Regions from separate parts of the Homo sapiens genome. Here region 1 is linked to region 2. Evidence: read pairs that join two places in POLR2A ChIA-PET (ENCODE). Cell type or tissue: Panc1. All regions are shown on one strand. Each heading gives the region's core, and the rest is flanking DNA. Links, peaks and the distances in the headings are about the cores only.

The links. Peaks named below come from ENCODE experiments on the same cell type or tissue, not always from the same donor. Only the 100,000 strongest peaks of a DNase experiment are listed, where the experiment ranks them.
Region 1: POLR2A ChIA-PET joins it to region 2 with 5 read pairs; 2 of 35 experiments call an interaction of 5 or more read pairs at or near these places.

What each region holds. Positions count from the first base shown.
Region 1 is chr21:29,108,954-29,119,555 of GRCh38, reverse strand. It overlaps a transcript of MAP3K7CL not described here. Among named protein-coding and RNA genes, the nearest start is that of MAP3K7CL, 16 kb to the left of the region's middle. In Panc1, for the core only: no CTCF peak of the experiment used is centred there; no DNase peak of the experiment used is centred there.
Region 2 is chr21:29,212,178-29,222,779 of GRCh38, reverse strand. The region is part of intron 1 of LINC00189 (long intergenic non-protein coding RNA 189); the gene reads right to left. It also overlaps the pseudogene GAPDHP14. Among named protein-coding and RNA genes, the nearest start is that of LINC00189, 24 kb to the right of the region's middle. In Panc1, for the core only: no CTCF peak of the experiment used is centred there; a DNase peak (open chromatin) is centred at 4,779.

The DNA.
Region 1 (10,602 bases), core at 1,283-9,282, 100 kb after region 2:
AGGCGCAACAGCACACAGGGTAAAATGGCCCTTCAGGACGACAATAAAAGGGAATCACAGAGTGACCCTGTGTGCCAGACCTCACAGAAGCAGGTCTGAAAGCCACAAGAATGGCTCCATTAGGAATAGGAAATGGTTAGACTGCTTGATTGATGCCATATTGAAAAGACATTTAGGCAATTGGCAGAAGGGCAAAGACCTTTAGGGTTGAATTAGTGATGAGTACATGGAATAAAAAGGCAAGCAAACAAACAAACAAAAATTTAGCCTGCCCTCCAGGGACAGGGCTGAAACTCTACTGTAAAGTAAAAATAACCATCGTTGACTATTTGCCTCAGCTGTGAATACATTTACACGAGCCTAATATTGTCAGTACTGAATGTTGATCTAACAAAAATTACACTGTGGAAAGGAGGTGGCAGAGAAAGGGTATTTGTGTGTGGGATGGTGTGGGGATGCAGGGAGAGAGCCAAATCCTCATCCTCCATGGGGAGAAGCCAATAGATAATGGCCGAGACTGGTAAAAGCAAGAAATAGTCATGCAAACACATCTCATAAAAGTGGGAAGTAAAGACCAGCACCATCATCTAGACAGTGTTTACCTCTGGAATGGGGAATATGGGAAGTAGGAGGGCTGAGCCCTCTTGGGATTTTTGTAATAAATCTTGCAGAACTATTTGACTCCTTAACATATGCGCATGCACAACTTAAAGAAAAATTAAAATGTTTAAAGATCCATTTGTTGGCTCACTCTTGCCTAAAGAATCACGTCTTTAGTTTGGCATCCAAAGCCCTTCATAATTTGTCCTCCTTTCCTCCATACTCATCTCATGCTCCCACCTTCCCTACAGTGGGGTCACACCGAACTTCTCTCAGTGTTTTCAGATACTATGGCCTCATTGCCAACTTTGTGCCTTCACAGATCAAGGCCCTCACTCCTGTCACCTTGTCTGTGTAGTCATTTCAACCCCTGTCCTCCCAAAACCCTTTGTTCATTCTCCTGCTAATGCACTGAGTACCACATTGTGCTGCTTCCATTTACCATCCCACTGTCACCCCCAATTCAACCAAAGACACATGATCAGTGCCTTGCCCTTAGCAGGGCCTCAGTAAATATTTCTGGAACTAAATTGAACCTGGGATGCAAGTGCCTAATAGGGAAGGTACCCATAAAAGTCAGGGACACACATGGAGAAAAGTTAAGACACTTTGGGAGGCCGAGGCAGGCAAATCACCTGAGGTCAGGAGTTCAAGACCAGCCTGCTCCACATGGTGAAACGCTGTCTCTACTGAAAATACAAAAATTAGCCAGGTGTGGTTGCACGCACCTGTAATCCCAGCTACTCAGGAGGCTGAGGCAGGAGAATCACTTGAACCAGGAGGTGGAGGTTGCAGTGATCTGAGATCATGCCACTGTACTCCAGCCTGGGCAACAGTGCAAGAGTCCGTCTCAAAAAAAATTTTTTTAATTTAAAAAAATTAAATTAATACTCTCTAAAGTTTCTTACAATTCTAAATTGTAGTAGGTGGAGCCAGTCCCTGAATAAAAAAATAATTATCCACAGAATTTCTTCTCTGGTTTTAATTCTGTAAAGATTCAACTGGTTTGTAACAAACCAAAAATACATTTTACAGCAGTCGTCAAGAAAAGAACAGAATAAAGATAATCTCTTCTTCCTGTGGAAGGTAGTTACCAACACAACCCTCAATTTTACTGCCAAACCCATTTAGTCATCGGATATTTGGTACCCGAATAAAATCCATTCAGTCCCTGATCACACTGTGAAACCTGAGGACATTCAAAAAAGTGACAAGAAAGAGATCATGTTTTGTTCATAAAAACATTTTTCAAATTAAGCCATCACATCCTAAAATAGTAGATTAGAATCACCCAGCAGGACTTCTTCCTGAAAGCATGCAAATGCACAATCCTTGTTTAGAAGTGAGTGTCAATTACTTGTGCAGACACAAAAATGACTAATCACTGGGGCCTAATAAGGCACCTGTCAATTTTCCTTTTTTTAGCTTAGCTACTTTCAATTCACAGGAGTTGTCCAATACAAACAGCATTTTGCTGACAGTTTTGTGTGTGCTTCAGCAGTGATAGCATTCAAACTAAAATGGAGCATCAGATATTTCTATCCACTTCTTAAAAATACATTTTAAGAATTACAGTATTAACCACAAATGAATGGCTGCCCAGCCTCACAAATGAGATACAGAAATAGCATTGTTAAGTCCATCAGAGAAGGAATAGCTTTCCATCACCGCTCCAGCTAAATGGGAATGAAGATTTCCTAGAAGAGTCCACAAATAGAAAATGACATTTTCCTGGAACAGAAAAATTCTAGTGAAGGACAGGAGATTATCTTCTTTTGAGATTTAAGGATCTTATAATGTATATTAATTATATTAAATTAAATTAAATTATGTCAAATAGAAGAAATATATTGATAGTTAAGACAGATTTCACAGATGCTTTTGTGTTTGAAATAAGAGTATGCATTATTAAACCACAAAAAGCCTTACTCAAGGTGAGCATGACAATAATTAGAATCAAAGTGATATTTCACCAGTTGCCAAATTAATCTAAACAATTCAAATTAGACAAGTGTGTTCTGCAGGGCCCTTTATGGCCTAAGTACCATGGCAATGGAAGTTATTTATATATCAGGAAATCATTCCTGAACATGAAAAAGTATATTGCTTTAAAAAGCTTTTTGGACTAACTATAGCTGATTCACACCCTGAATGATAAAATTATTTATATATTCAAATTTTTAAAGAACTCTTTGAAGAGCCTAATTAGCATGCTTTTAGTATTCTTTTTCCAAATTTAGATTCTGAAATTCAGAATGAACAAGAATGACATTCCCTGTTTATCAAGAAAAACTAAATGAAGATGAATCAGAATACAGACAGAAGTTTGTACTCTCTTTGGGTTTCTTAAAGGAAGACTTTAGGAAAATTTTATCTGTCATTGACCTGAGATATTTTTAATAATTTTCTTTAAGGACACATTAGGAACAAAAAAAATAGTCATTTCAACGAGATCTTTCCATTTGTGGCTACATGGGCAGTAGGAAAGAATTGAGGCCCATGTGATTCTGTTACTAATGTTAGAGCTAGAAGGCTTCTTTCAGATCATCTAAATCATCCTCTGATTTTACTCGAGAAAACTCATCCATCATTTATATTTACATTTATATTTTTTAAATATTTGTACTTATAAGTTTTCTTCACGTGTTGCTACCAAGATCCCAGATGTCATTTACTTGACTCTTCTAAATTCATGTGACTTAACAAGGTAAGAATCTCATGGCTTGTTCAGTGACAGAGTTAGTATAGCTGAAGATTTATTGTAGCCTGCTATAGCACTGGAAATAGAAATAACGAATAAAAACAAAACTCATGAACTACCCGTCGCCACTGTTTACTGTTGCACATGGGATATAGAAAAGCATTCAAAAATGCTGATTCAATGAAAGAGCTTCACGGAAGAAACCACTAGAGTATACATAAGTAAACTATGCAGAAAGCCACGGAACAGATCGAATCCAAGGCTCGCTTTACCACCAATTCACTGCGTTACTCTGAGCTAGTAACAATTTCTCTGGTTCCCAGATTACTCCTCTGTCATTTTTTAGATTCAATTAATGTTTACATAGACTGCATATGTGTCAGGTAGTACATTAAGGGCTTTAAATAGAATAATTAATTTAGTTCTCACAGTGATCCTGCGAGCAGGGCCAGCTTCCTGGCAAGTGTCACAGGGCCCATGCTCAGAGGGGTCCCACACTTGGTTTGATGCTATGCTGCTGCCGTCTTGAAAGGTGAACAAGGGGCCCAGCATTTTCATTTCATTGAGATTTGAACAAGAGTCTGGAAGCTATGGAACCAGTCCTACCTATGAGGCAAGAACTATTATCACCCCAGTTTTACAGATGGGGAAATGGAGGTAAAGGGAGGTCAAATAACCTGCCTACGGTCAAAAAGCTAGTCATTTTTGAAGTCAAGTTTCACATCCAGGCCATGACTGTGACCACTCTGGCCCCCTGCACTCAGGGATAACTCTGGAGGCCTTTATAGCTAAGTTCCCTGATATTTCTGCAATTCCAACTAAGGCCCTCTACTAAAAAGAATGTTGATTTCACTCTTTCCTCCTTCCATCAATGCTTTTTATAGATGCAGAATTGCAGTGAATAGAGAAAAACACAAACAAGCCAAATCTGAAAAAAGAACTGCTTAGCTAAATGAAAGGTGAGATGGTTTTAAATGGTCGTAGCAGGGGCTTAGCTATTTAAATGACAAGCTAAACAGGATACCTTTTGGGCTATTTCAGACTCTGATCCTCAAATTAGAGTTTTTAGGAGTGGGATCTAGAGCCCTACATGGGGAAGACCAAGTTAGCCCGGCATGATGAGGCCACAGCAGAGGCGGGACACATCAAAGGAAGCACTCTGCACTGCCTTATATAGACGTGAAAACAGCCCAAACCCCCTGCTGTCCAATGGGCAAACATAAATAAATGGTTTGCATCAGCTGAGGATCAAATACTAAAGAAAACAGTCAAGATTTCCTCAGGGCTCTGTGTCAAAGGTCAAGTCTCCTGTAGAGAGAAGCATCTGGCCTCCTGTGGCTCCTAGATTTTCTTGTCCAAGTCTTTCCACACCCACCTTCTATCGAAAGTAACCTTGGGTGACTCACTTTGACTAGAATATTTGAGCTCAAGGGGATGGAATGTAGACATTCCCATTAATCCAGGGCCTGGTCTACACCCTACAGTCTCTGAGAGTTTATTATTATTATTATTTGCCGTCATTTAGGTTTCCATCTATACTCTGCTTTTGAATTTTAAAAATCATAGCCAGGTGCAGTGGCTCATGCCTGTAATCCCAGCACTTTGGGAAGCCAAGGCAGGTGGATCTTTTGAGCCCAGGAGTTTGAGACCAGCCTGGGCAACATAGCAAGAACCTGTCTCTACAAAAAATACAAAGCTTAGCCAGGTGTAGTGGCTCACACCTGTAGACTCAGCTACTTGAGAGGCTGAGGTGGGAGGATCAATTGAGCTCGAGAGGTCGAGGTTGCAGTGAGCCGTGATTGCACCACTGTCCTCCAGCCTGGGTGGCAGAGCAAGGCCCTGTCTCAAAAATAAATAAAAAATAAATAAATATAAAAACAAAATAAGGCCTGGCATGGTGGCACACACCCGTAATCCCAGCACTTTGGGATGCCGAGGTGGGCAGATCAATTTTGACCAAGAGTTCGAGACCAGCCTGGTCAACATGGCGAAACCCTGCCTCTACTAAAAATACAAAATTTAGCTAGGCATGGTGGCGCATGCCTGTAGTCCCAGCTACTTGGGAGGCTGAGACATGAGAATCTCTGGAACCCAGGAGGCAGAGATTGCAAAGAGCCGAGATTGCGCCACTGCACTCCAGCCTGGGTGACAGAGCAAGACTCTGTCTCAAAAATAAGTAAATTATTTAATTTAATTTAATTAATTAGAATAAAACTCTCCTTTTATTTAACTCCCAAATATAGATCAATGAAAAGGCACCCCAGATTTGGGCAGAAATGATACCTCTAAAAAGAACCACAGAAGCTGCTATTCTAAACCAAGCACACTCCTTCCTCATTGCCAAATGCCCTCGCCCAGTGCAGACCAGAACCATATGAGCAACACTGAACAGGCCAGCAATTGATGCTTAAGTAGGCATTATATGGCCGGGCGTGGTGGCTCATGCCTACAAGTAATCCCAGCACTTCAGGAGGCCGAGGCAGGCAGATCATCACCTGAGGTCAGGAGATTGAGACCACTCTGACCAACATGGTGAAACCCCATCTCTACTAAAAATACAAAAATTAGCTGGGCATGGTGGCACACCTGTAATCTCAGCTACAGGGGAGGCTGAGGCAGGAGAATTGCTTGAACCTGGGAGGCAGAGGTTGCAGTGAGCTGAGATTGTGCCACTGCACTCCAGCCTGGCACAAGAATTGCTTGAGCCCAGGAGGCAGAGGTTGCAATGAGCTGAGATCATGCCACTGCACTCCAGCCGCAGTGAGCACAGAGCGAGCAACCAGGTGGATTGTTCAGATTTACACATGCCAAGAGAAAGAGAGATGGGGGAAGGCCTCTGGGAGAACAGTGAAGGAAGTCCAAATTCAAGTCTGAAGTCAGTCTGGAGCTAAAAATTACAATTTCCCAACTAATATTGCATGAGTTGGAAGAAAGGAAGGCCACGTTGAGGTCCAAAATAGTGGCATAAAATATTTAATAGAATAAATATCTTAAAGCACAAAGCAAAAATATACACGATGGAAATTATGAAGAAAAAGAATTTTGAGAGAAAATGGTCACAATCCAAAAATCCTATATCCAAACCACCTGCCAGTTTAAATCATAATGAAATTCCAAGGCACAGAGGAAGAGGAAAAGAAAATAAGATATAGATAAATGGGGCCGGGCGCAGTGGCTCACGCCTGTAATCCCAGCACTTTGGGAGGCCAAGGCGGGTGAGGAGTTTGAGACTAGCCTGGCCAACATGGCAAAACCCGTCTCTACTAAAAGTAACAAAAATTAGCTGGGTGTTGTGGCACAGGCCTGTAATCTCAGCAACTCGGGAGGCTGAGACAGGAGAATCGCTTGAACCCAGGAGGCAGAGGTTGCAGTGGTGCGCACTCTAGCCTGGGAAACAGAGTGAGACTCCATCTCAAAAAAAAAGAAAAAAAAAAAATTTCCAAAGGTCTCGTTTGCTGGGAGGAAAGGCAGAAGAATGAAGAAATGTATTCTGATGGAGGGAGAAAGCATGAAGTTTAAAAGACATCTGGATTAGGGAAATAATTGGTATCTTGTTTTCAAAAATCATAAAGAAAGATCTATGTAATTATGAGAGACAGGAAGGGAACACAGAATGAAAAAATATACTAATTATCAAGGGAAAAGAAAGAAACTGAACTTGATCAAACCTACCAAAGAAAGGGAAAAAAGAAAATAACATAAAAATGTATAAAATAAATAAATATAAAGTCAGATATATGAGATAAAATCTAATACATCAATCATTAAACTACAAAGCAGAGAGTGGGTTTTTTAAAAAATCCTAGGTTAATACTAATTGCAAGGAAGACACATAAAACAAAGTAATAAAAGAAAAATTTGCTGCTGTAAGGATTGAAGAGTGCATCTAATTTCAGTCCTTCCAAAAACTATAATGAAAGATTTTTTTATGTTTTATTTTATTTTATTTTAATTTTTTGAGACAGAGTCTTGCTCTGTCGCCAGGCTGGAGTGCAATGGCGTGATCTCAGCTCACTGCAACCTCTGCCTCCTGGGTTCAAGCGATTCCCTTGCCTCAGCCTCTTGAGTAGCTGGGACTACAGGTGCACGCCACCACACCTGGCTAATTTTTTTGTATTTTAGTAGAGATGGGGTTTCACCATGTTGGCCAGGATGGTCTTGATCTCCTGACGTCAGGTGATCCTCCCGCCTAGGCCTCCCAAAGTGCTGGGATTACAGGTGTGAGCCACCGTGCCTGACCTAACAAAAGATTTTGCAATGAAAGAAGACAGAGCTTTAAGGACGTGGAGGATTGGAGAGGAGGCAATACAAAGTCTGGGTTTGGAAAGCAGACATAAGAATGAGAGCTGGCTTAGCACATCAGTGGGTTTAAGTCATCCATGGGAAAGGTGAAGAATCAACTTGATTTGCAACACAGTATTCACAAAAAGCTCAGGAATGGGAGGCACTAGGTGCCTCTGGAAGTGGGGGCAAAGTGAGAAACTAAAATAAGGATGGTTTGAAATCTGTTTAAGACACAGTCAGACTCTTCAATCCCTTTCTACTCCACCCTCCTTTCCTCACCCCAGAGTTAGGCTTCATTCTTTGGAGAAGGGGGAAGAAAGGCTGTCTCCCTACACCAGCCTGGACTTAAGGGGGATTAAGTGAAAACACGTAGACTTCCAGTCCTTCTCAAAATCCACAATGCAAACAGTCAAGCTCTCACCCTCCAGGCAAGAGATGAAGATTCTTCTCAAGAGACTTGGACAAGAAGATAGATCTAAACATGTTGATGTGGTGCAGTGGGAAGGGGGACAATGGAGGGGTAGGGAATAGAGCTCCTCACCAATCCAAACAGTGGGGTCACTCTGTACTCCATAAGCCCACCTGACACACCCAGAACACCAGCCAGCCTCTTAGCTCCCCACTGTTAAATAAGAGCAGACAACTAAGGATGATGAGACATCCAAGGAACGTTTTTTGTTGTTGTTGTTGTTGTTGTTTTGTTTTTTCTTTTTTTGAGAAGGAGTCTCGCTCTGTCGCCCAGGCTGGAGTGCAGTGGTGTGATCTCGGCTCACTGCAACCTCCACCTTCCGGGTTCAAGCAATTCTTCTGCCTCAGCCTCCCGAGTAGCTGGGACTACAGGCACTCACCACCACGCCTGGCTAAGTTTTTGTATATTTAGTAGAAATGAGGTCTCACCCTATTAGACAGGATGGTCTTGATTTCCTGGCCTTGTGATCCGCCCACCTCAGCCTCCCAAAGTGCTGGGATTACAGCCGTGAGCCACTGCGCCCAGCCCCCAAGGAACATTTTTTACATGGAAGACAGGGACCAAAAACAGCAATGAGAGACAATGCTGAGAGTGAGAGAACTCTTTTTAAAATATATACGTTCAGATTTAAGATATTGCATCCATGAAATACGAATAGAATAGCATTTTTAAAAGAAACATTCAGAGAACAAAAAGAAGTTCTTCACAATTAAGAACATGAAAGCAGAAATGAAAAATTCAATAGAAGGGGTGGGACATGAAGTTTAGGAACTACCAGCAAATAGAACAAAAAGGTACAGAGATGGCCGAGTGTGGTGGCTCATGCCTATAATCCCAACACTTTGGGAGACTGAGCGGGGGTGGATCATTTGAGATCAAGAGTTTGAGACCAGCCTGGCCAACATGGTGAAATTCCATCTGTACTAAAAATATAAGAATTAGGTGGGCCTGGGGGCACACACCTGTAATCCCAGCTACTTGGGAGACTGAGGCAAGAGGATTGCTTGAACTGGGGAGGTGGAGGTTGCAGTGAGCTGAGATCACGCCACTGTACTGCAGCCTGGGCAACAGATAGAGACCCTGCCTCAAAAAAAAAAAGATACAGAGATAAAAAACGGAGCAACAGGATGATAAGAACATTAGAGCATTAGTCCCCCAAGCATCTGAATATAGAAATTCCAGAAAGTGAAAAAGTAGACGTACCTCAAAGTTAATGACTTTAGTCAAAATTGTAATTGATGTGAGTGATGGAGGGATATGGTGGCAAAGAAATATGAATATATGTTCTAATAGTGGATGTGTTTTTTATTTATGGAAAATAGATTAATTTTGTGTTTAAAGAAAAATGGCTGGTTGCTGTAGATGTAATGGAAGATAGTAAAAGAAAAAACGTGAATGGTTAAAAGTTATACAAGGCTTGAAGAAAAGTAAAAATATGCTCAAATTTACTAATAGTCACAGAAATGCAAGTAAGTACACAGTATCATATCACTTTATACAGCATTGTACTCATAACATTCTAAAAATAGATAACATCTCTTGTTGGTGGGTTTGCAGGAGAAATCTACTACACATTGCTAGATTAATGTCTTCTTGGAGAGCAATCTGACAATAACAGAAGACAAATTCAACATACCCTTTGACCCAGAAATCCCACTCCTGGGAGTCTACACTATGTATATATATAAGAAGCAGCAGCAGAACGTAAGATATAAGTAAAAGACACTTTATTAGACCATTGTACAATTTTGCCTAGGGCCAGCTTGAGATATAACTGTTTGTATAAGGTTTGTATAAGGTTGCAGTGAGCCGAGATCATGCAGAGAACCCTAAATGCAGAGTAATTATCACTTATAGACATTCATCATTACTATATCAACTCTGTGACGAGGGGAATAATGTGCTATTTACATTAAATGTGCAGTTTATAAATCAAAAAATGGATTTCAGTAGAGTAAAGTACTTATGGAATTGCTGGTCAAAATCTATTCCTGTATCTCTGCCAACAACTGTTAACAAAGAGAACAACCGAATGCTGAGATGGGGGTTTTGCCAGAAGTCTCACACTTAGTGAAATACTTAACACCTCCTGGCTGAGCATTTTTTAAAGCTCTCTCTGATTTCAAGGAGTTGATCTATCTTTCTATTACTAATGAAAATCAAATTAATTACTAGAAGGAATAGTGATCATGGCATTAATTAAATGGGCACAAAATAAGCATTACACACACATGCACTATCTGGTTGTATATATGGAATTTCTTCTTCCTCGGAGCTCATAGCACTTAATACTTACCCACCCTTCCCTATGTCCATACCTGCAGTCCGCACTGGTGGAAAGGGCGTTAGGGAAGAGGAAGAAACAAGCATCTTCAGTCAGGCCCAGGTGGTCTTCATAATTTGGAAATGAAATGATGAACAAGGTTTCTCTGATAGGATCCAGGAAGGTTACGAATGTCAACCTAGTAGGAAGTAGAATTTTCTGATTCTAGAAAATTATTTGGGTCCAGCCGACATTGAATTCAGATTCAAGTTGACCTTCAAGACT
Region 2 (10,602 bases), core at 1,406-9,405:
AAGAAGTTGGTGGTACAGGAGGCATCGCTGATGATCTTGAGGCTGTTTTTGAACTTCTCATGGTTCACCCCCATCACGAACATGGGGTCATCAACAGACAGGGCAGAGATGATGACCATTTTGACTCCCTACTCTCAGTATGCCCCAGCCTTCTCCATGGGAGTGGGAGTGAAGATGCCAGTGGGCTCCCCAACATAATGAGCACTGGCATCACCCCATTTGCTTTTGGTGGGATCTTCCTCCGGGAACACGGTGATAGGATTTCCACTGATGACAAGTTTCCCATTCTCAGCCTTGCCAATGCCATGGAATCATACTGGAATATGCAGAGCATGTAGTTGAGGTCAATGAAAGGATCATTGATGACAACAATATCTGCTTCCCAAAGTTAAAAGCAGCCTTGGTGACCAGGCACTCAATATGGCCAAATCCGTTTAGTCTGACCTGCACTTCCACCATGGTGTCTCAGGGACACGGCTGACACTGCATGAGAAAATGTGGCTGCCAAACCGGAGGAGCAGAGAGCCTAATTTCCTTTTAAATACCTTAAGGATCTTGCTTATGAGCCCACACGTGGCCAAGATATCTTAAGCAAGGTTGCCAATCATTCATTAAGTGACAAACATTTCAATTTTACTACTTTTAATAAGTTCTACCATGTGTTTAAATATTGACCTAAATATAGTACTTTGGGCTTAAAAAGAAAAAAACACAATCCTTTTCAACTGAATGATCTACACTATGCTTCACAAGTAATCTCATGTCAATAACCATCCATTTTCTGAAACTCACTAACACTGTAATGGAGCCAGTTTATTGCCAAAAAGGAAAAGAAAAATGAAGCCCTTTGTACTCTACCAATTATTTCAATTTTCTTCTGATCTCAGCATGGCTCTGAGGCTGTGCCATCTTGGTGGCATGGTAAATTATTAGATATTTTCATGATACATTTTACTCAATGTCCATTCAAACATTAAAAAACTAATTTTCTCTCGAAGAGAAAAATCTGTTCTGGACTTCAGATAGGATAATTCTCCAGCATTCCTTAAATAGTGAGGTGCGTCATCAAACCCAAAGCGCCACACACTCAGGGTCCCTACAAAAATAGTCATTTTGTTTGCTCAGCTGCACATAACCCCACATATCTCAGCCCCATGCATGCTTGGTATATTTAGTAACCGCTCAAGTTGCTTATCTTTCTTTAGCATATTCTTTAATAATCCTAAGTAAAAAGTTTCTGCTGCTCCAAAAACACATTCCCATTTTGCTTATGGTCAATGTGTCTTGTGGTTTGAGATTCTTTCGCCCACTCTTACATTCAGGGAAGGTTATCACTTCTCCACAAAATTCCATTAAAGGAGCTTCGATAGGAGATGAGATCATATTTGCAATGCAGGAATTATTGGGCCTCTGCATCCACAAGTATAAGCATTGTGGTTACCACCTGCAGGCAGTATGACAGTCAAAATGACTGGGCAGATGGAGCCTGTTGCTTTGCTCCATCCAGTATGTCTTGCTTCTTACTTCTCAGTCGGTGATAAGGAGAATGAATGAGCAGGGTGATTTTCTATCAGTATATCCAAAATAGCCTGGCCCAGTGGCTCACGTCTGCAATCCCAGAACTTTGGGAGGCCCAGGCAGGTGGATCACTTGAGGTCAGGAGTTCAAGACCGCCCTGACTAACATGGTGAAACCTTGCGTCTGCTAAAAATACAAAAATTAGCTGGGTGTGGTGGCGGGAGCCTGTAGTCCCAGCTACTTGGGAGGCTGAGGTGAGACAATTGCTTGAACGTGAGAGGTGGAGGTTGCAGTGAGCCAAGATTGTGCCACTGCACTCCAGCCTGGGTGACAGAGTGAGATTACATCTCAAAAATAAAATAAAATAAATTCAAAATATTCGTGGTGCTTTCCGGATTTTAAGGAAAAGGGATGTATACCAAATGATTTCTAATAAGGCTTCAACTTATATTTCTAGGAAGACCAAAAGGAGGTGGTTGTATTTGTTCTTTTTTTTTTTTTTTCCTGTGAATAAGGAAGGAAACAGAAAGAAAGGTGTTTAAATAACAACATCTGAAATCTAGGTTCAATTGTGGAAGGATTTTTAAACCTATCAGTTAAATTTAGAGGTATTTTACTGAGTGAGACTTTTATCTTCCCGCATGGCAGGGTTCTAAAAAGTACCTGAATATTCATCAGAAAATAATGATTCACTTTAAACTCACAAATAATTCCTTTAAAAAAATGGACCCAGAAACTTCCTTCTGTCTTCTTCGTTAGTACTGATAGGTTATCTAATATTATGGTTAAAAATACAGACTCTGGAGCCAGACTACCTGAGCTCAAATCCCAGCTCTATCATTTTTGAGTTTGGTCAAGTTATTCAACCTTTTGGTGACTCATTTCCCTCACGTGTAAAAAGAATATTCATAGCACCTACATCAAAATGTTGCTGTAAAAAGTAGATATGTGAATTTAATGTGCCTGGCACATGGGGGGCACTAGATGTGATCGCTGCTAGTTTCAATAAACATCTTACATTTCACTTCTTTTCAGGATAAGATAGTTTAAATTTGACTTTCTTAATTTATTTATAGATGTGGCCTAGAAACACAGCATAAAGACAGAGAGAGAGGAACTTTTCTCTCTTCTTTTTAGGGTCTCACTCTGTTGTCAGGCTGGAGTGCAGTGGCGTAATCATAGTTTATTCCAGCCTGGCACTCCTGGGTTCATGTGATCCTCCTGCCTCAGCCTACTGGATAGCAAGGACTACAGGTGCACACCACCATGCCTGACCTAGGGGAACTATGAAATTCTACTATTGCTACTATTCTGTCATTTCTTATTATCCACCCATTTTATGTATTCACTCATTCATCCATTATTTGGCTTGTATTAAACACCTGTTATGGACCCTGCAAAGCGCAGGACCCTAAGGACACAAAGATAAATAAAATATAATCTTCAAGAAGGAAAAAGGACTCATGAACACAATGTAAGCACATCAGCGTCACGGGTCTTACGGTTTAAAACTAAACAGTGTGTGGTGGAAGTACCAGTGAGGGAGAGACTAATTCTAATCTGGAGAAAGGTTTAAAAAAGTTCAATAGAGAAGGGGATGCTCGGCTGAGTATGAAGAGCAAGGTTGCCCTGCAGTCTGGGTTGGTTTGATGACAGAGTCTTCCATGTAAAGGAGAACGTGGGAATAACCACAGCAGGTAACACAGAGGCCCTCCAACAACCTATTGGACTACACTGACACCAATTCTCCCACATGCTAGATAAAACAGCGTAAGGAAAAATGATTGAGCTTGAAAAAAGAAAACAGAAACAAACCCATAGGTTTAAGCAAGGAAGAGGGAAATTAAATACAGGCTAGTAAATAGAGCTGATGCAACAGCCTCTCACGGGGTTGTCAGGCCTGCTTAGCAATACAGCTGAGTTTTAATGTCCAGGCAGGAAGAGGGTAAGGACACTGACCCATGTGAGATCTGACATGGAGAGCTAGAGCTGAATCCTCTACATTTAGCCAGGCCCATCTGTTAAAAAGGAACTAGAAATACTCCACCCAAAAGCCTAGAGAGGTAGCAAGGAAGTTTGCCATCTACCCGCGACTCAGTAGGGAAAAAACGAGAAATTGCAAACCTAAGGCACACAAGCATGTAAGGCTCCAATTTATATTGTCCCCATGCTATCAAAATCCCAAGCTGGGACATTAACATAGAGCTGGTCTAGGACCCATAAAACCACTAGGAAACTGGCAAAACTGGTACTTCTACTACCTGGGAGTGGGAAGCGAATCAACCCCTGCTGAAAATGATCTCACAATAAAATAAGCAAATAAAACAAAACTCACCCACACACAGGCACACTAGGAAAAAATCCATCTCCACCACCATGAGAGTCAGTAAATGTAACAAGTCTGTAAAATATGGTTTAAATAATTAGGGAGATAAAAAAAGAAATAGAAACAACAATGAAAGAACAGGACAATGATGGAAAATGGCTACAGAAGTTCCTGCAGTGTGGTCCATTTAGATAATTACTTGTAATTCAGCATCTATAAAGCAGGTAGGTGGGGTGGAAAGTGCAGGGTTGTGAGGTAGTTGTGTGTATTGGTGGGGGACTGAGGGGAGAATGGAGAAGATGCATCAAGAGATAAGTCATGGAAGATCGAGAGGATTAAATTAAGTAAGGTCTTGGATGCCACCCTAAAAAAAATTTTATCCTTTAGCAAGGGGAAGACTTTGAAGACTTTTAATTAAAAAGTAATAAACAGATTTGTTTTGGAATATTCTCTTTGGCAGGAATTGGAAAATGATTGAAAGGAAACATGAATAGAGGAATAGAGACCATTCAGAAGATTTTTATAGTAGACCAGATGTCTTTAGTTCCAAGCTGCATTTATAGGCCCGAGAAATATTCAAATATATTTGTTAGAGTTCCAAACCTGGGTTTCACTGAGAACGTCAACAAAATCCCAAAGCTGAAGGACTACTCTCAACTTTACATTTAGGAAATATTGAATACACATGGAGCACTTATGCTGTCAGTTGGTGCACACGTTGGGCATACAGACATGAATAAAATATAGGCTGTGCATTTTCTCTTCTCCAAGTGCTCACAAACTAGCAGGATAATCAGACATGTAAATAAACAATCATTACACAATGTGATGTGGATAGGAGAATTATGAGCAGAGCACTGGGGAGACTGGAGGAAGTGGGATGTTGACAAAGGCGTTAAAGAGAAGAAGGCATTTGAACTGAATCATGAGGGGAGAATAACAACATTCAACATAGGAGGAATTTTGTAATTGCAAAGGCGCATAAATGTGTCATCAATATGATGTAATTCCAGGAAAATCTCATAAACCATATCCTGATGATATGCTGTCATATGAGTCATTACGTGAGATGAGAGGAGTCCAAAACTTGATCCTCAGGGAGCTTTTAACATATAACAATTCTTTATTTTGGAATATCATAATAATTTCAGAGGCATTCCATACTTGCTTTTTTTTTTTTTTTTTTGGAGACAGAGTCTTGCTCTGTCACCCAGGCTGGAGTGCAGAGACTCAATCTTGGCTCACTGCAGCCTCTGCCTCCTAGGTTCAAGAAATTCTCCTGCCTTAGCCTCCCAAATAGCTGGGATTACTGGTGTGCACCACCATGCCCAGCTAATTTTTGTATTTTTAGCAGAGACGAGGTTTCGCCATGTTGGCCAGACTGGTCTCGAATTCCTGACGTCAAGTGCTCCACCCGCCTCAGCCTCCCAAAGTACAGGGATTACAGACGTGAGCCCACCGCACCCGGCCCACACGTCCTCTTATTTTATCCCCACAATAACTCCGTGAGGTTGATCTTATTCTATCTACCTTGAGAGGAAGGAATTTCTTCATAAAATAGTAACTAAAAACAAGACTAACCCATGAGAAATAACAACCATTAAAGGCGAAGCAGTGCGGGTAACAGCAGTGGTAGGTCCAGAGTTGTTCCATCTCACAGGGAAATTCCCAGCTGTTCTGATCAGCTGCATGTAGGCCAGGATACCATGTTTTTCTTCCACGCTTTCTGCCCTGACAAGGCAACCAAGAAGCCTACCTTCTGTTCAGGGGACAAATAAGGACCCAACACTTTTAGATGGTGTGTTGTCCACGGGCATTGAGTCACTGAGGGCAAGTTGATTTCAAGCACAGTGTGGCATTGACTCCTTCCACTTCCTGGCACTCCTTCCATTTCCCGGTCCTCCTTCTACTTCCTGGTCCTCCTTCTACTTCCTGGCTTCACTCCGAAAAATCTGTTGCCTCCACACTTTTCTCTCATATCCCAATCACCCCTCTTCCATCTTCTCCTCACAGTCTCAGCCCCAGGTTCAGGTAGTCTTTACAAGCAAGTATCTGAAATGCTTAGATCAATGTGTGATTAGAGTTTACGGGTGCCCCTGGATTCACTGAAGGTAAGAAACAGAAGGAGAGGGAATTACACAGAGATCAGATTAATAGCCAAGATAATCCTGCCATATGTGTTGCAGCAACTTGAGGTCAGAGAAGAAACAGCTAATTTAAACTTAGATAATGTTTCAAGCCAAAAGGGGCTCGCATGGAAAAGATGCATTTGAAAAGAGATAATAGCTAATAAATTTGAGGACTGCTTGGGACCTTGGAGATCTTGGAATCTATCCTCTAACACCCCCACATCCTGGTGGGAAAAGCCATATATGCAAAGATCCAGCCTGGACCACATGGAGCCCTGTGAGGAGATAGACCTACCAGAGGAAGTCTTTAATGCCAAGAAATGGTTGGGAAACAGGCATCAACTCAGGAAGATGCTGATAAATATACACCTGTGAATAATGAACGCTTCCTTTGACAGGCAGAGCCAATATTACCATTTTACTGAGCACATAATTCTTGTCCATTAAAGAGTCCATTCTCTTGATGACCTAGGAGACCATAGGGGAACAGATTGTTCTTAAACGTGTACTATTTTCTTAACATGATATTCATTGTATCTTTCCACTCACAAGTACATTAGAATTAGTGAGGCTTAACTTGCTTCCTCTTAGTAGTAAATTACACATCTTTGATTGAACATCAGATCTTTAGACCACTAGCAAACTATTGAGCAGATTACTATTCCACCACAATATACTATCATTCAACTATGTAAAAAGACTTTGAGTTTTGCCATACACAAATATACTCTAGATGTGAAACTAAGTCAGTAAACCACTCTTAGTTTAGTAGAGGAGAAGCTGCAAACTAGAGCCTTAGAAGCAAATCTGTGTGCCATCTGTTTTGTAAATAAAGTTTCATTGGAACACAGCCGCACCCAGTCATTTACAGATTGTCTATGGCTGCTGTCCTGCTACAACAGCAGAGTTAAGTAGTTGTGAAAGAGTCCAGATGGCCAACAAAGCATAACATATTTACTCTCTGGCCCTTTACTGAAATAGTTTGCCCATTCCTGGAGAGCGTTAGTTTTGTTGCTTGTAAAATGTGATCAGAAATGGATCCTAATCTTACCTATTTCTCTCTATTCAATAAACATTTATTGAGCACCTACTATGTGATAGGCACTTTGGAAGAGGGGTAACAAAGAAGAGTAAGACATGGTTCCTTCCGAGAACATTGTAAGGACTGAGAAAGAGGTAACACGGATAATTTCAAGGTGCATATGAAGTACCGAGATAAGGGTATGCATTAATACTATCAAGTCAAAATAGGAGAACTTAGTAGAAACTGGCAAAGGCATTATGGAGAGATGAGACCAGAGCCAAGTGATAAAAAATGAGTAGTATTTTTTATGTTGCATAACCTAACAATATTGTATTGTATACTTACAAACCTACTAAGAGTATTTTTCATGTTAAGGATTCTTATCACCAAAAATATAATAATAATAAATGAAGAGGGTAGATGGAAACTTTCGGAGGTGACGAATAGGTTTGTACCATAGATTGTGGTGATGGTTTCATGGGTATATACTAATCTCCAAACTCATTAAGTTGTACACATTAACTATGTATGGCTTTTTGTATAGCAGTCTTACCTCAAGTAATTTTTTTTAACGAGTAGGAATTAACCAATGAAAGTGCTGAAAAAAAATTGGGAGGATTCAAGGGACTTTTTTGCAGCCAAAGGCCAAAAATGGACTCTTTTTGCATTTCTGCTGAAACAATCTTTACTAAGTTCATGGATGCCTCCGGCTGCAAGGGAGCGGGAGGAGTGTCTTGTATATTACACGCTTTGCATGGTTTAGTTTATAATGAGAACTTGCTGCTTAAAGACTAATGAAGACAAAGAAAATAATGAAAAGCTTTAAAATTAAACTTGTGTGAAAGCTTTAGTCTCCAGGAAACTCTAGTCATTTTTAAAAAGCCACTTAGGATTTACTGATAAATAATTCTACTTGCAAAGAATAGAAACATCGTTTATTAAATCTGGACAATATTTACTATATAATAGGGTATGAAATAAAATTTTTCCGTTATCTTATTTTTGGCTGAGCCCCCAAAACCAATTCAATAGATGTCAAATAACCTCCTAGAAGGAATTCTTTATAGGCTTGTCTATGTGGTGTGAACTGAAGAGAGCAAAGAAGGTGTACATTTGGTGCCTGAGAGATACCACATAAGAATGTCTTTTTACCCCCAACAAGAACACTATCGGGAATTACTTTTTCTTGGCAGTGAGTAGAAAGTGAAGCCCAAAGGTCTAGGACAAAAGACACACAAATGTTGTCAGGATTTACAAGGCATGGGAGATCCAGAACATGGTAAACGGCATTGGAAGGTTGAAATGGAGTATACGGTATAGAAGAAGGGTCAGGGGACAAATAGGAAGTGGAAAGACTAAGGGCTTGTTTTCCCATACACAGGTGTGTCTAAGTGTCTGTATGTGTGTCTCTGTGTGTGTCTATGTGTGTCTGTGTGTCTGTATGTGTCTATGTGTGTATCTGTGTGTATGTGTCTACGTGTGTGCCTGATGTGTCTGTGTCTGTATGTCTGTGTGCATGTGTGTGTGCCTGTGTCTGTGTATATGTCTGTGTGTCTGTATGTCTGTGTATATGTCTGTGTGTCTGTGTGTGCATGTGTGTCTGTATGTGTGTCTCCATATGTGTCTGTGTGTCTGTGTGTGTCTGTGTGTGTCTGTGTGTGTCTGTGTGTGCCTGTGTATATGTGTGTGTCTGTATGTGCCTGTGTCTGTATGTATCTGCGTGTGTGTCTGTGTGTCTGCAGTGTCTGTACTTGTGTCTGTGTGTCTGTGTGTGTGTCTATGTGTGTCTGTGTGTGTCTGTATATATGTCTGTATGTGTTTGTAGTGTCTGTATTTGTGTCTGTGTGTCTGTGTGTGTCTGTCTGTGTCTGCATGTGTGTCTGTGTGTCTGCAGTGTCTGTACTTGTGTCTGTGTGTGTGTCTGTGTGTGTGTCTGTATGTTATATGTCTGTATGTGTGTTTGTATTGTCTGTATTTGTGTCTGTGTGTGTGTCTGTGTGTGTGTGTGTGTGTCTGTGTCTGTATGTGTGTCTGTGTATGTGTCTGTGTGTATATGTCTGTGTATGTGTCTGTGTGTGTGTCTGTGTCTGTATGTCTGTGTCTGTGTATGTGTCTGTATGTGTCTGTGTGTGTCTATGTGTTTGTGTGTTTGTGTGTGTGTGTGTGTGTGTGAGAGCATGTATCTATGCCTCCATGTGTGGCAGCAGCAAGGAATGCAGAGGGTTGCAGGGGCAAAGCAGGTGGGATATTGCCAAAAAGAGGAAATCAACTATTTTGCATGAGTGTGTAAGAGTTCAACTTTTCCACATTTCAATGTCTCTTTATCCATTTTCCAAAATCATCTTAATTCTATAATTGAAAGGTAAATATATTTAAATCCCATGAAGGTACTTCCACATATTAGTGTACATCGTGGGCTATTCTGAGGTGATTCATGCTTCAGAGAAGATGAATATTGGTATTTTTTTGCATCTTAGTATGGAGGGTTAGGAAAAATATTTTAAATGTATTTATAGTCCTTGTTCTTTCTAAATCGTGTACCTCACAATTTTGAGATTTTTCCAACCAGAGACAATTAATTAGTTCAGTGGAATTATCATGGTGCACCAGTTTCAAAACTTAAAGAGAGTTTTAGAATATCTGTGTATGATTTGCTAGGAGGTGACTTGAACCTCATCTACTTCACCTTCCTTCAGTTTCCATTCAGGAGGAGTACAAAGATTAATAGGGATTTCTTTGTATGTTTGTCCCACCTCCCCCTGGGAGAGTAGCTGGAGCGCTTCTCTCCCATTCTCATATTGCCTTAGTTAGTTCAGACTGCCATAACAAAAATGTCATAGGCTGAGTGGCTTAGGCAACAGAAATTTATTTCTCACAGTTTTGGAGGCTGGAAGTGAAGACCCAGGTGCAGGCTGAATCAGTTCTTGGTATGTCCTCACATGGTGGAGAGAGAGGAAGCAAGCGCTCTCCTGTCTCTTAAAAGGGCACCAGTCCCATCATGAGGGCTCCACCTAATTACCTCCTGAAGTCTCCACCTCCTCATACCATCATCTTAGGGATTACAGTTTCAGCATATGAATTTAGGCGGGGCGGGGGACACACGTTCAGTCCATAGCGCATGCCAAATGAGAGTCTTCAGAATAACTGCTTATAGAGACTGGGGTGTCTGGCAGGAAGGGAGTAAGACAGCTTACCACTACCACACCCTTCCCATCGTCCCCCACCCCTAGCCAGCTGGAGCCAGCTAAATTGGGGCAGGTTCTGGGCCCCAGCAACAGCACGGGCCCTGAGAGGAACTGGAGTTTCCTGGACTTACAGGGACACAGGACAGGTGTCTGATTCTCATCTGACAAAGTCTAATGAGAGGCCAGCTAGAGCTCCCTTCTAAGCAAAGTGAAGAGAAGCGGCCTACACCTTCATACCCTGTCTGAGGCCAGGTGCTGAGTGCTCTATGGGTTAAATGGAGACTATGGAAGGTAACCGTCTTGGGAACACTTGAAAGGGCCATATAGAAGGCATCTGCCTGGCAGGGCAAAGCAACCCCTAAAGGAGAGGCTATGGGATCTGATCAGATGAGGTTGCTAAGCAAGGCTCATAAGCAGTCA